Linked DNA regions of Mus musculus: regions 2, 3 and 4 are each linked to region 1. A link is a loop called in an ENCODE intact Hi-C map of the cell type or tissue named here. Cell type or tissue: heart. All regions are shown on one strand.

Region 1 (2,500 bases):
CCGCGCTTCTGGCGCCGGGGTAGGCCAGCAATGTCCGAGTCGTCGAAGGGCATGCACCCGGTGACCATGACGTAGAGCACAACGCCCAGGCTCCACACGTCGTATTTCTTAGGGTCGTAGGGGATGCCCAGGAGCACCTCAGGTGACGCATACGCGGCCGAGCCGCAGTAGGTGGTGCTCAGGTCTGGGTAGCCGTGCGCCTGGCGGCCGAAACCGAAATCCGTGATCTTGACGCGGCGCTCGTCAGGGCTTAGCAGCACGTTTTCGCACTTGAGGTCGCGGTGCACCAGGTGGTGGTCGTGCAGGTAGCGCACGGCGCCCGCGATCTGCGAGAAGAGTTCGCGCGCCTGCGACCCCGGGATGCGCCCGTTGCGCTGCACTGCCTGCAGCAGGTCGGTGGCTGCTGCCTCCATCACGATGTACAGCTTCCCATTGCACACTTCGATGAACTCGAAAACGTGTACGATGTGCGGGTGCCGTACTCCCCGCAGGATGGACAGCTCTCGAGGCAGGAACTTGTTGACGAAGTCCGGAGGCGCTCGCCGGCGGTCCACCACCTTGATGGCCACCGTCCCTTTATACTTCTTGGAGGTGGCCACTTTCACCTTGGAGTAGCTGCCCTCACCTATCGTGCGGCCCAGCTTATAGCCAAGTTCGCTCAGGAGTTTGTCGCCCGACATGGTGGCGCCCGGGGCGCGCGGGGAGCAGGAGGCGGCTGCTGTCGGGGGGCGGCCGGACTCCAATCTCGGGCCTAACCCATGGTGCTTGGCACCTGCACCCCCGTGCCCCCATGTGCCCACTCCCAAGGCCCTACAGCCGCGATGACTTTTATTGCCCGGGTAACAATTTCTGCCTTGTGAAGTGACTGCGGGCGTCACTCGGCCTTGGGGCGGGGACCCTCCCTCCCCCGCCCCGCGGGCTCCCTAAACCCTTCTTAGGCTTTGTGACTCAATCGCCCTTAATGGTCAGTTCCTCGTGAGAAGTCACTGGCGAGGAGACTGCCCACTGATGTGGAACAGGACAAGTCCCTCCCTGAAGTGATGGTGCTCAGGTGGGTGGGAACCAGCCTGTTGCCTCGAGCCTGGCTACCATGGCTCACGAAAGAAAGTAGGTGAACTCCCAAGGTTTTTAGTGCAAGAAACACGCCCGAGAGAGCTCTAGATGCAGACCACAGTTACTCCCTGCCTAGGGCCAGAGGGAGGAGGGACTGACTTCCGGATCGCAGCAAGGCTAGCGTAACGCTTCCAAATTATAGGGAACCTCCTGGGTGACGGAACTTCCGCCACACTCAAAATGGTGGTCGCGCGTTGCCTCACTTCCGCTGGTGGCCGGAAGTTGCGGGTCCTGCAAGTATGGCGGCGTCGAAGGTGAAGCAGGACATGCCCCCGCCAGGGGGCTACGGCCCCATCGACTACAAGCGGAACCTGCCCCGCCGGGGACTGTCGGGTCAGTGTCTCAGTGTCGTCCTGTTCGTCGCAGACCAGGCTTTTGTTATGCGGTTAGACGAGAGAGGGCAGCCTGCGGGCTTCAGAGTGCACAGTGTGAGCGGAGGCTGAGTTGGAATCTTGGTTTTCTAGTGCAGCATCCCGGAAGCCAGAATGTTCATGTCCCCTAGTTTCCAGCTGGCTTCCACGGGCCTGGAAACTAAGCCTGCGAGAAGCACTAACCTGGAGTTTGGAGGCTTTTGTTTTGTTTTAGGCTGGCCTCAAACTCCGTAGCAGAGACTGATCTAGAACTCCTGATCTCTTGCCTTCACTTCCGAAGGCTATGCTCATAGGTATGCACCGTTATACGTATTTTTTTTTTAATGTTTTTAAATTTTTTTTTTTTTTTTTTTTTTTTTTTTTTTTTGCAGATAGGGACTTACTATATAGCCCAGGCTGGCCTCAAACTCGTGGCGACCCTGCCTTTGCCAATGGATTGCTGGGATGACAGACAGGTCCACCCAAGGCAAGATGTGTGTTGATTGTAACATAGCATAGAAGGCTAGTCTTAAACTCTAGCCTCCCTAGTGCTGGTTCCTCTTCTGGCATTCTCTGCCCACCCCCAGCCCCCACCCCCACCGGCTTTCGTGGAGCCCAGGCCAGCCTGAAATTATGAACACCCCAACTCTATGCCTTCATAGTACCAGGATGACAGGCATGTGCCCACCAGGCTGTGTTTTTAAGTTTTTAAAAGTGTTTTAAGTAACATTTAGAATTTTATTATCGATTTCAACAGGAAAAGAATATGAAGAAAGTTAAAGTCCCCACTGTCAGTGCTCAGAGTTACAGAAATACAGTAGTTAGCAACTGGGGCCCAATTGGTAGAGTGCCTGCCTAGCCTTTCAAAGCCCTAGGTCGCACCCCTGGCACTGCATAAACAGGACTTGGTGGTGCACACCCATCATCTCAGCATTTTGGATGCTGAAGCAAAACGGATTGATGGTTAGGGTCATCCTGGGCTACATAGATCAACCTGGACTACATGATCCCATCTCACCCTAGAAGAAGAGAGAGAT
Region 2 (2,500 bases), 94 kb before region 1:
AGAAAGAAAGAAAGAAAGAAAGAAAGAAAGAAAGAAAGAAAAGGAGGCCTAACGCCTTCAAGCTATCCTCTGACTTAAACATGCTTGTCATGGCATGCACATCAAACCCAATAAATACAATAAATGCTAAATAATAAAGGACCCCTCCCTCCCCCAAACCAAACAAAATAAAGCCGAAAGAGCTCAGAAGGCAGAGAGAGGCGGGCAAATAGCTGTGAGAGTTCTAAGTTTCAGGCCATCCAGAGATACATAATGAGAAGGAGGAGTTGTTGTTGGAGGTAAATGGCTACAACTTGAGTAAAGGGTGAGGGGAAATCTAGGGCTGCTCCAGCTCCAGATCTCTCCTCTAGGTGTGAAAGCAAGTGATCTAGATCTAAAGGGTTGAGGTGGGGCTTCCATTCAGAGAGTTGCACGCATCCCAGTAGCATTCAGGAGATTTAGGGATGCTGAATCCCGCCACAATTCTCAGAAAAGTAGGTGAAGATCGAGATCGCCGAAGGCGTCCTCAGAACCGGACCAGCGATGCGAACCTGAAGGTTCTCCTCCGAACGGGCCGGGGACGCATCCCCGGACGCTCTTCAGAAGGTGGCGGCGGTCAGGGCCACGGACAGGACCAGGCCTCCACTAGAAGAACCTAGGAGCCCCAGCGCCCATGGGAACCAAGCCAAGTCACCAGTCACTTGAGGACTACTCAGAGGCGCCTGTCCAGGCCCGACAGCCTCCGGCGCATTGTGGGTGGGGCGCCCCTGCTGAGCACAGCGGGGAACCCTCAGCTCAGCCAGTTGTTGGCCGCCCGGTAGCCCAGTCGAACCGCCCTCCAAGGTCCCAGCAAGCGGGCCACGAATTGACGTGTCCTCCAAGACCGCACCCCTCACGGCATTCCCGCCCCAAACCTAAATCCCTCCCCGATGGCGAGTTGACTGGCTCTGGAACCCGCTCCATTCTCCCATTGGATGCTCGTCTGTCAGTCATCCTGTCCCGCCCCCTAGGCCCGTCCCAGCCACCGGAGCGATCCGGAGGGCCAGCCGGCCAACGCGCTCATTGGCTGCTGATAACTGTCTGTCCTGAGGCTGGCCACACCCCTCGTGGGGTGCCGATCTTGAGTGCCCCGGCCAGACTTCATTGGCCTGCGGCGCCGCCACTCGGAGAGACGTGCATCAACCCGGAAGTGTGAGAGGCAAAATCTGCCTAGCAACCGGGGAAGCCGGGCTGTGAAGCGGGCAATTTCAGTGAGAGAAGGAGCGGTGAGACCGAGCGGCGGCTCTGAGCGCGCCGCGGCAGCTCCTTCCGCCCGGGGTCAGCGCCCCGGCGCGCGCACGCGCACCCTCGCTGCCTGAGCGCGCCCCGCGCCGCCCGCGCAGTCGGTCCGTCGGTCGTCCGTCGTCCTGTCGCCACCGCCGCCTCAGGCGCCACCCGAGGGAGCCGTCGCCGTGGGACGCGACCAGACCGGACCCGAGCGCTCTGCCTGAGGTTGGCCTGGGGCCCAGCTGCCGATCGCGCGGAGCCGAGCAACTTCGGTGAGTGCGGGGCAGGCGCCGCTGCTGGGGTCCCCAGCTTCCGGTGCCCCGGGCTCCCCCGGCTTCCGCTTGGCCGGGCTAGTGCGTTTCCCTACTGGACTCTTTAGGGAACCTGCGTCTGAAGGCCCCCTGTCTCTGAGAGCACCCCTTCTGTGTCGAGGAGCCCCTCGGGTCTGAGAGTGCCCTTTTCTGGGGTACTCCTTGTTTGAGAGCACCCTCTTTTTAGAGGAATTAGTGTCTGAAGGTGCCCTTTCTTTATAGCACCTCACCTCTCTGAGGGTGCTCCTTCTCTCGCGAACCCCTGCATTTCCGCGAGTACCTTAGAAAGGGGGATCTTGTGTTTCTGAGAGTGGCCCCTTTCCGAGGGGGCACTGCTTTTTCTGACTCAACTTTGCTGAGGAATCTAACCTGAGGGACCCTTGTTTATCTGCATCCTCCCTCTGCTCCCCCCTGTGAACTCCTATTTGAGGGCGAACCTCTTTTTGAGAGAGCTTTCAACTCTCTCAGGGGAGTCTCTCTGGTACATCTTCCGTATTGAGAGGAACCCTATTTCAGACCTTCTACGTTCCCGAGGGGATCCCCTATTTCTGAGACCCTTACCCCGAGATGTACCCTGCCTCTTTGAGGGTCTGTAGTCATTCTCTGGAGCTACCCCTCCTTTCCAGGGTGTTTGGCTGCACCCCCTTGCTTCTGTAATAGGTAGCTTTTTGTCTGATGAGTGGCCCCCCTTCCTTTCTGGGATTTCTTGCCTCCCTCAGGAAGGTTCCACTTCCCTTAGGAGACACTATCTTTCTGAGGACCTCTTCTATGGAGGATGTTTCTGAGATCACCCTGCCTCTCGGGGAACCTCCTCCCACAATTTTCTGGGGAGGTTGTTTCTCCTGTTTTTCCTTTTTTTTTTTTTTTTTTTTTTTTTTTGACAGATCCTCTCTCTGAAATTCTCTCCTTGGTTTTCTGTCCTTATTTTGAGTGACTTCTTTCTT
Region 3 (2,500 bases), 230 kb before region 1:
AGGGCCCTATGATGTTCTGTTCATCTTTCTTTCTTTTTTTTTTCCCCAAGACAGGGTTTCTCTGTGTAGCTCTGGCTGTCCTGGAACTCACTTTGTAGACCAGGCTGGCCTCGAACTCAGAGATCCACCTGCCTCTGCCTCCCAAGTGCTGGGATTAAAGGCGTGTGCCACCACTGCCCGCCTTTTTTGTTTGTTTGTTTTTTGTCTGTTCATCTTTCAAGTGTCACTGCCACGGCCAGCACAGGAAGGGTACAAGCACACTGTGCTTTCTAGTCTCCCCAGAGATCTCAAGGCACCCTGTAACCTTGCATCTTCTACACCCCTACACTTGGAATGAAGGGGTATAGAAGCACCTCACCTGGTCAGAGTTCCAGCACGTCTCTTCATCCTGGTCAAAAAGATGTTTCTTTCCAAATTGCCGGCTGTTGCGATTGAGCACAGAACTGACCCTGCAGGACAGGACCAGGTTAGGGGCCTCAACACTTGGACATCCTTGCTGTGAGCCACCCACCAGGCCGGCCGGCCCCACACCCAAGAACTCTGCTACCAACAGCCAGGAACTTAACTACCAGACCGCACCCCCAGCCAGGGAACAGATGCACCAGGCAACACACCACTTAAACCACGGGACTCTACCACCTGGCTCCGCCCCCAGGCTGCTCCAGGTTCCTGATTCTGGACCCCAGCTAGCTGCCATCTGGGCCTCGTCTCCACAACTCAGCTCCCAGTTCTTCCGCCCCCGCGCCCAGATCTACACTGAGTCTCACCTGCTCACAGTGTCCGGACAAACCAAAGACTGAGTCATCACAGTTCTAGGATGACTCGCGGAACGCGAGTTCGAAGCCCGGCGCTGCCACTCCCAACTTGATCTAGCGGCCACACTCCCTACCCCCGGCCACCTCTATATGACAAGGTGGGCGATCTGGGAACCGGAGGAACACTAAAAGCAGCTTTCTAAACCAACCGAGCCCCAGCGGCTCTGCAGATCTACGAACCCGGAACCGCGTGCGGATAGCGCACGCGCAGTGCTACACAGACACTGTTCCGTTCGCGGGGCCGGGGCGGGGTTTATGGCACCTCCCCTTCGCCTCTTAAAGGGCCCTCACACTGAGGTTTCTGGTTCTGTTGAACTACACACCTAGTGGCTACAAAATGTTCCCATGGCCTTCCTGTGATCATGTCTACCTGCAGAAGGCCTTGCTCGCCGTGGATGCAGCTTGGGAGCCCTGCACCCCATTGCCTTCCAAAGAGGCCAAAATAAATGTTGAAGAGGCCGTGCTACTGGGTGCATCAGTCACCCCCAGCCCTTGCGTCCTGCTCCGACCCTAAATCCATCTCCTGCAGGGCTTACGTTTCATGCTAACATGGACAGTAGCAGATCTGCCTAATATATTTTTGAGACAGGGTCTCGTGTAGATTTGGCTGCCCGGAATTTGCCTCGCAGGTAATGGCCGCCTAGACTCCCAGAAATCCTCCTGCCTCTGCCTCCTGAGCCCTGGGATTAAAGGCATGCACCTTCACGCCCCGTATTGGGATTAAAGTATATTTTTTAATTAAAAACACTTTAATGTGTAATGAGTGTTTTGCTTGAGTGTTTGTATACTATACATGTCTGGTAATTGTCCATCCAGAAGAGAACATGGGATCTCCTGTACCACCACTTCCAGTGAGGCTGCTGGAAACCGACTGTAGGTCCTCTGCGAGAACAGGAAGTGCTCTCAAACATTTTCCAGAGTCTACTTTTTGTATTACTTTTATTAATATGTGGAAGTTAGAGCATAACGTGTAGGAGTTAGCTTTCTCCTTTCACCGCATGGGTCCTGGGGATTGCATTTGAGTCATCAGGGTCAGCTACTTTACCAACTGAGCCATCTCCTCAGCTAAGGAGCTCAATAGCAGGCTGCCCAGAAAGTGCAAGGCACTGGGTCCCATCACCAGCGCGAAGGATAAATCAGTCTCTCAGCGAATGCTTTCCTAACATGTTATGGAAGACTTGGTCAAAGAATGGTGTAAGGTGGATTTCAGAGGATGCAGAGGAGTGTGTCCCAGTGGGAGCAAACAAAACCAGACATAGACACCCCAAACATCATGGGTTCAGGGATGAGTCACAGGAACAAAGAGACTGAAGAAGCAGGGAGACTTTCTAAAGGAAGGGCTTTCTGGAAGAGAAAGAGTTCCAGGCCAGGGATTAGCAAAAACATAGAATCAGGTGACACAGACAACAGGTTTGAATGAGAGCTAGGGAGCCACTTCCCACTGGTCTGCAGCAGCTTTGGGGAGAGGGTGGAACCCCAGCCTGCTCTCTGAATGAAGACTCCCAAGACAGAGCAGCCTCTGGGTTGAATGGCCTCTGATCTTTCCTCTTTCTGTGAGCGCCAGAGGGTTCCTTAGCATCCCACCGGTGTCTCCTAAGTCCGCCCCAGGAAGCAGGCCTGGCAGGGTAACTGGGTCACATCAGGAGGGATGCCCTGCCAGCCCAGAAATGCAGGGCCTTCCTTGC
Region 4 (2,500 bases), 310 kb before region 1:
GCTAAAGTGCTCTGTAACCTTGGTCAAAGAGCTTGACCTCTCTGTGTTCCCTTTGACATGTGGTTGTATTTATTGTTTGGTTAATTCACCAGTTACCACAAACACAGGGATGTCATAAGATCTCGTAAAGGATAAAGCTTGGACCCAGAGACGTCACTTTCTGAAAGTCAGATCACGTCAGCAGGATTGCACTTTTGCTTCCCATGTTTTGCACATGAACTCAAGTAGCAGAGGAAGGCTGAGTGATCTGAGTTTCTGCCCTTTGTATCATCGGCAGGGGAACAGTAAAGGAGGGACGGGCTGAGAATTAACCAAGAGTGTTTCAACTGTCAAAGTCTAAATTCAGGAAAGAGTAAAGCTTCTGAGCGCCATGGGAACCTGAGGAGTCTGCGCGGAACATACTAGATCATCCAGGGCAGACAAGATAGTTATGGTCTGTACCTAGCGCGCCCACCCCTGGAAGATGCACCGCCTACAGCTTCTGCGATTGGTCCCAGGACCTGTACATCTTTAGTGTCGCAGTCAATCATCGTTGCCCTCCGGGCTACACCCTCCGATCCTCGAGCTTCGCCCTTGCCCAGCGCGCCAGCTTACTCAGAGCGCTGACCTTGCTCTTCAGCGATTGGCTAAGAGGGCTGTTTCCAGGCCCCGCCCCCTCCCTTCAGTTATTGGCCCAAAGCGTTGCTTGTTTTCTGCAGAATCCAATCCTCGCTTCTGTCTCCTTGTGCCCCGAATTCTCAGAAACCAAGAGCCGCCTTTCCTCTTAGCTCCGCCTATACCCCTTGGCAATTGGCCGGAAGCTCTGCCCATTTTCTGCGGGTTCCAATTCTTGAACGCCCCCCACCAGGCCTCTCCGCCTTGTACCCGGTGTAGAACGCTCAGAAGAACCAGGGCCGCCCCTCCATGTAGCCTCGCCCCTTCCTTTAGCGATTGGTTAAAAAGGATGCCCGTCTGTGCCATGCTTACCAATTCTTGCCGTCTCCAGCGCTGATTGGACAGGGCGTGACCAATGGCGGCAGGGCCTGGGCCCCTCCCGGCCTCGAGCTTAGGGCCCGCGCGAGGCGGGGCTGCAGCGGCTGAGGCGGCTGAGGCAGTAGCGGCAGCAGCGGCGACGCGTCCGGGCAGGTGAGCGCGACCCAAGGAGTGCAGGCGCCAAGGGGCGACGCGGGGTGGCGGGGTTCTCGCGGCCCGGGCTGGGAGGAAGCGCGGCATGGGGCCGTTTCGTTGTGACAGCAGTGTCGCGAGCGTGGAGAGGTGACAGATCCCCTCACACACCCTGTGTTTCGCGCGTCCTCGGGGTCCCCACGGCCAGGCCGAACCCTAATTTCACACCGAGCTGCCCTGAGAGTGACAACCCCTGTGAGGCCAAGGTGGCCGCTTACGCACCCAACATGCGTGCCTCGCAGACCTGATCTTCCTCAGCCCGCTGCGTGTCCTTCCTTTGGAACCCGGGTGGACGCTTCGGGTGCAAGCTTCGGGTGCCACCCGGACGCGGCTGCTACACACGTGCACCTGCGTGCCTCTCCCCGTCCCTGTCGCGCAACCATCGCTTCACTCCCAAAGCAAAGTCCACCTAACTTGTGGTTTTAAATTTTTTATTTTCGTCCCCCGTGTAGTGCGAGTGGTGGCTTGGTTTTGGAAACCGTGTTTCACTGTGTAGAGCCAGCTGGTCTGGAACTCACAGAGATCTCCCTGCCCCTGCCTCCCAAGTGCCAGGATTAAAAGTGTGGGGTACCACCTGGTCTGTTATTGCTTTAACAGGGCTTTTAAATTTATTTCTAGCATTTCATTTTATTGTATTTATTTATTGATTAGTTTTGGAGTCAAAGTCTTGCACTGTAACCCAGGTTGTCCTTGAACTTTTATAAAGAGTGCTTGAGGTCAGGTGAGATGGCTCAGCAAACTGAGTTTTTGGGAACTGCCAAAAGTTGTCCTCTGATCTCTACATGGGCTCTGTGGCACACACGTAAATACACACACACACACACACACACACACACACACCACAATATGTATATGTATATGCATATAAAATCACTTCTTGACACAGCATGATGTTATGAGTCATCTGTGCACTGAACAGGTAGAGGTAGGATCAGAAGTTCAAGGTTACCTTGGCTACACACAGTGAATTTGAGTAGCCTGGTCTGTTTAAGACCTTGTTTCACAAAAAGAAAGGAAAGAAAACTAATGAGCAAACAGTGCATAGACGGGAGTGGAGTTGGTAGAGTGCTTGTTTGAAGTTGGGGGTTCCATTCCTAGCACCAGAGAAACCAGGTGTGGGGGTACACACTTATCATCTCAGCAGGGGGATCTGGAGTTCATGTCCAGCCTGGGCTACTCAGAGGCCCTGTCTCAAAGACCAATAACAAACAAAAATCTCAGGGCTGGACAGCTTTTGAGTCATTTCTGGACTTAGAATAATCTCCTCAGCCTGATGCTCAGAGCATCCCAGTTCACCAACCAGAAGTCTGAAGCCCTCAAACGCTGCAGCAGGCTC

The links. Hi-C counts contacts between places; a loop is a spot of excess contacts. Peaks named below come from ENCODE experiments on the same cell type or tissue, not always from the same donor. Only the 100,000 strongest peaks of a DNase experiment are listed, where the experiment ranks them.
Region 2: it touches region 1 in a loop (2.3-fold over the local background); 21 of 42 quality-filtered maps call a loop at or near these places.
Region 3: it touches region 1 in a loop (2.1-fold over the local background); 7 of 42 quality-filtered maps call a loop at or near these places.
Region 4: it touches region 1 in a loop (2.2-fold over the local background); 3 of 42 quality-filtered maps call a loop at or near these places.

Annotation. Positions count from the first base shown.
Region 1 is chr8:69,900,488-69,902,987 of GRCm38, reverse strand. Ndufa13 (NADH:ubiquinone oxidoreductase subunit A13) reads left to right here and starts at 968. Exons shown (of 5, transcript NM_001382215.1): 1 at 968-1,051; 2 at 1,256-1,446. The coding sequence starts at 1,353. It overlaps Tssk6 (testis-specific serine kinase 6), which reads right to left and starts at 804. Exons shown (of 1, transcript NM_032004.2): 1 at 1-804. The coding sequence starts at 680. In heart, a CTCF peak has its summit at 1,428; a DNase peak (open chromatin) is centred at 1,277; H3K4me3 peaks cover 2,500 bases; H3K27ac peaks cover 2,462 bases.
Region 2 is chr8:69,994,960-69,997,459 of GRCm38, reverse strand. It overlaps a transcript of Gatad2a not described here. Among named protein-coding and RNA genes, the nearest start is that of Gatad2a, 22 kb to the right of the region's middle. In heart, CTCF peaks have their summits at 765 and 1,113; a DNase peak (open chromatin) is centred at 899; H3K4me3 peaks cover 2,378 bases; H3K27ac peaks cover 2,225 bases.
Region 3 is chr8:70,129,867-70,132,366 of GRCm38, reverse strand. It overlaps Rfxank (regulatory factor X-associated ankyrin-containing protein), which reads left to right. Exons shown (of 9, transcript NM_011266.2): 9 at 1-1,561. It overlaps Nr2c2ap (nuclear receptor 2C2-associated protein), which reads right to left and starts at 1,040. Exons shown (of 5, transcript NM_001025586.2): 1 at 768-1,040; 2 at 359-449. The coding sequence starts at 805. In heart, a CTCF peak has its summit at 1,173; a DNase peak (open chromatin) is centred at 1,116; H3K4me3 peaks cover 1,280 bases; H3K27ac peaks cover 1,092 bases.
Region 4 is chr8:70,210,853-70,213,352 of GRCm38, reverse strand. It overlaps Slc25a42 (solute carrier family 25, member 42), which reads left to right and starts at 1,072. Exons shown (of 8, transcript NM_001007570.2): 1 at 1,072-1,125. In heart, a CTCF peak has its summit at 1,131; a DNase peak (open chromatin) is centred at 762; H3K4me3 peaks cover 2,283 bases; H3K27ac peaks cover 2,017 bases.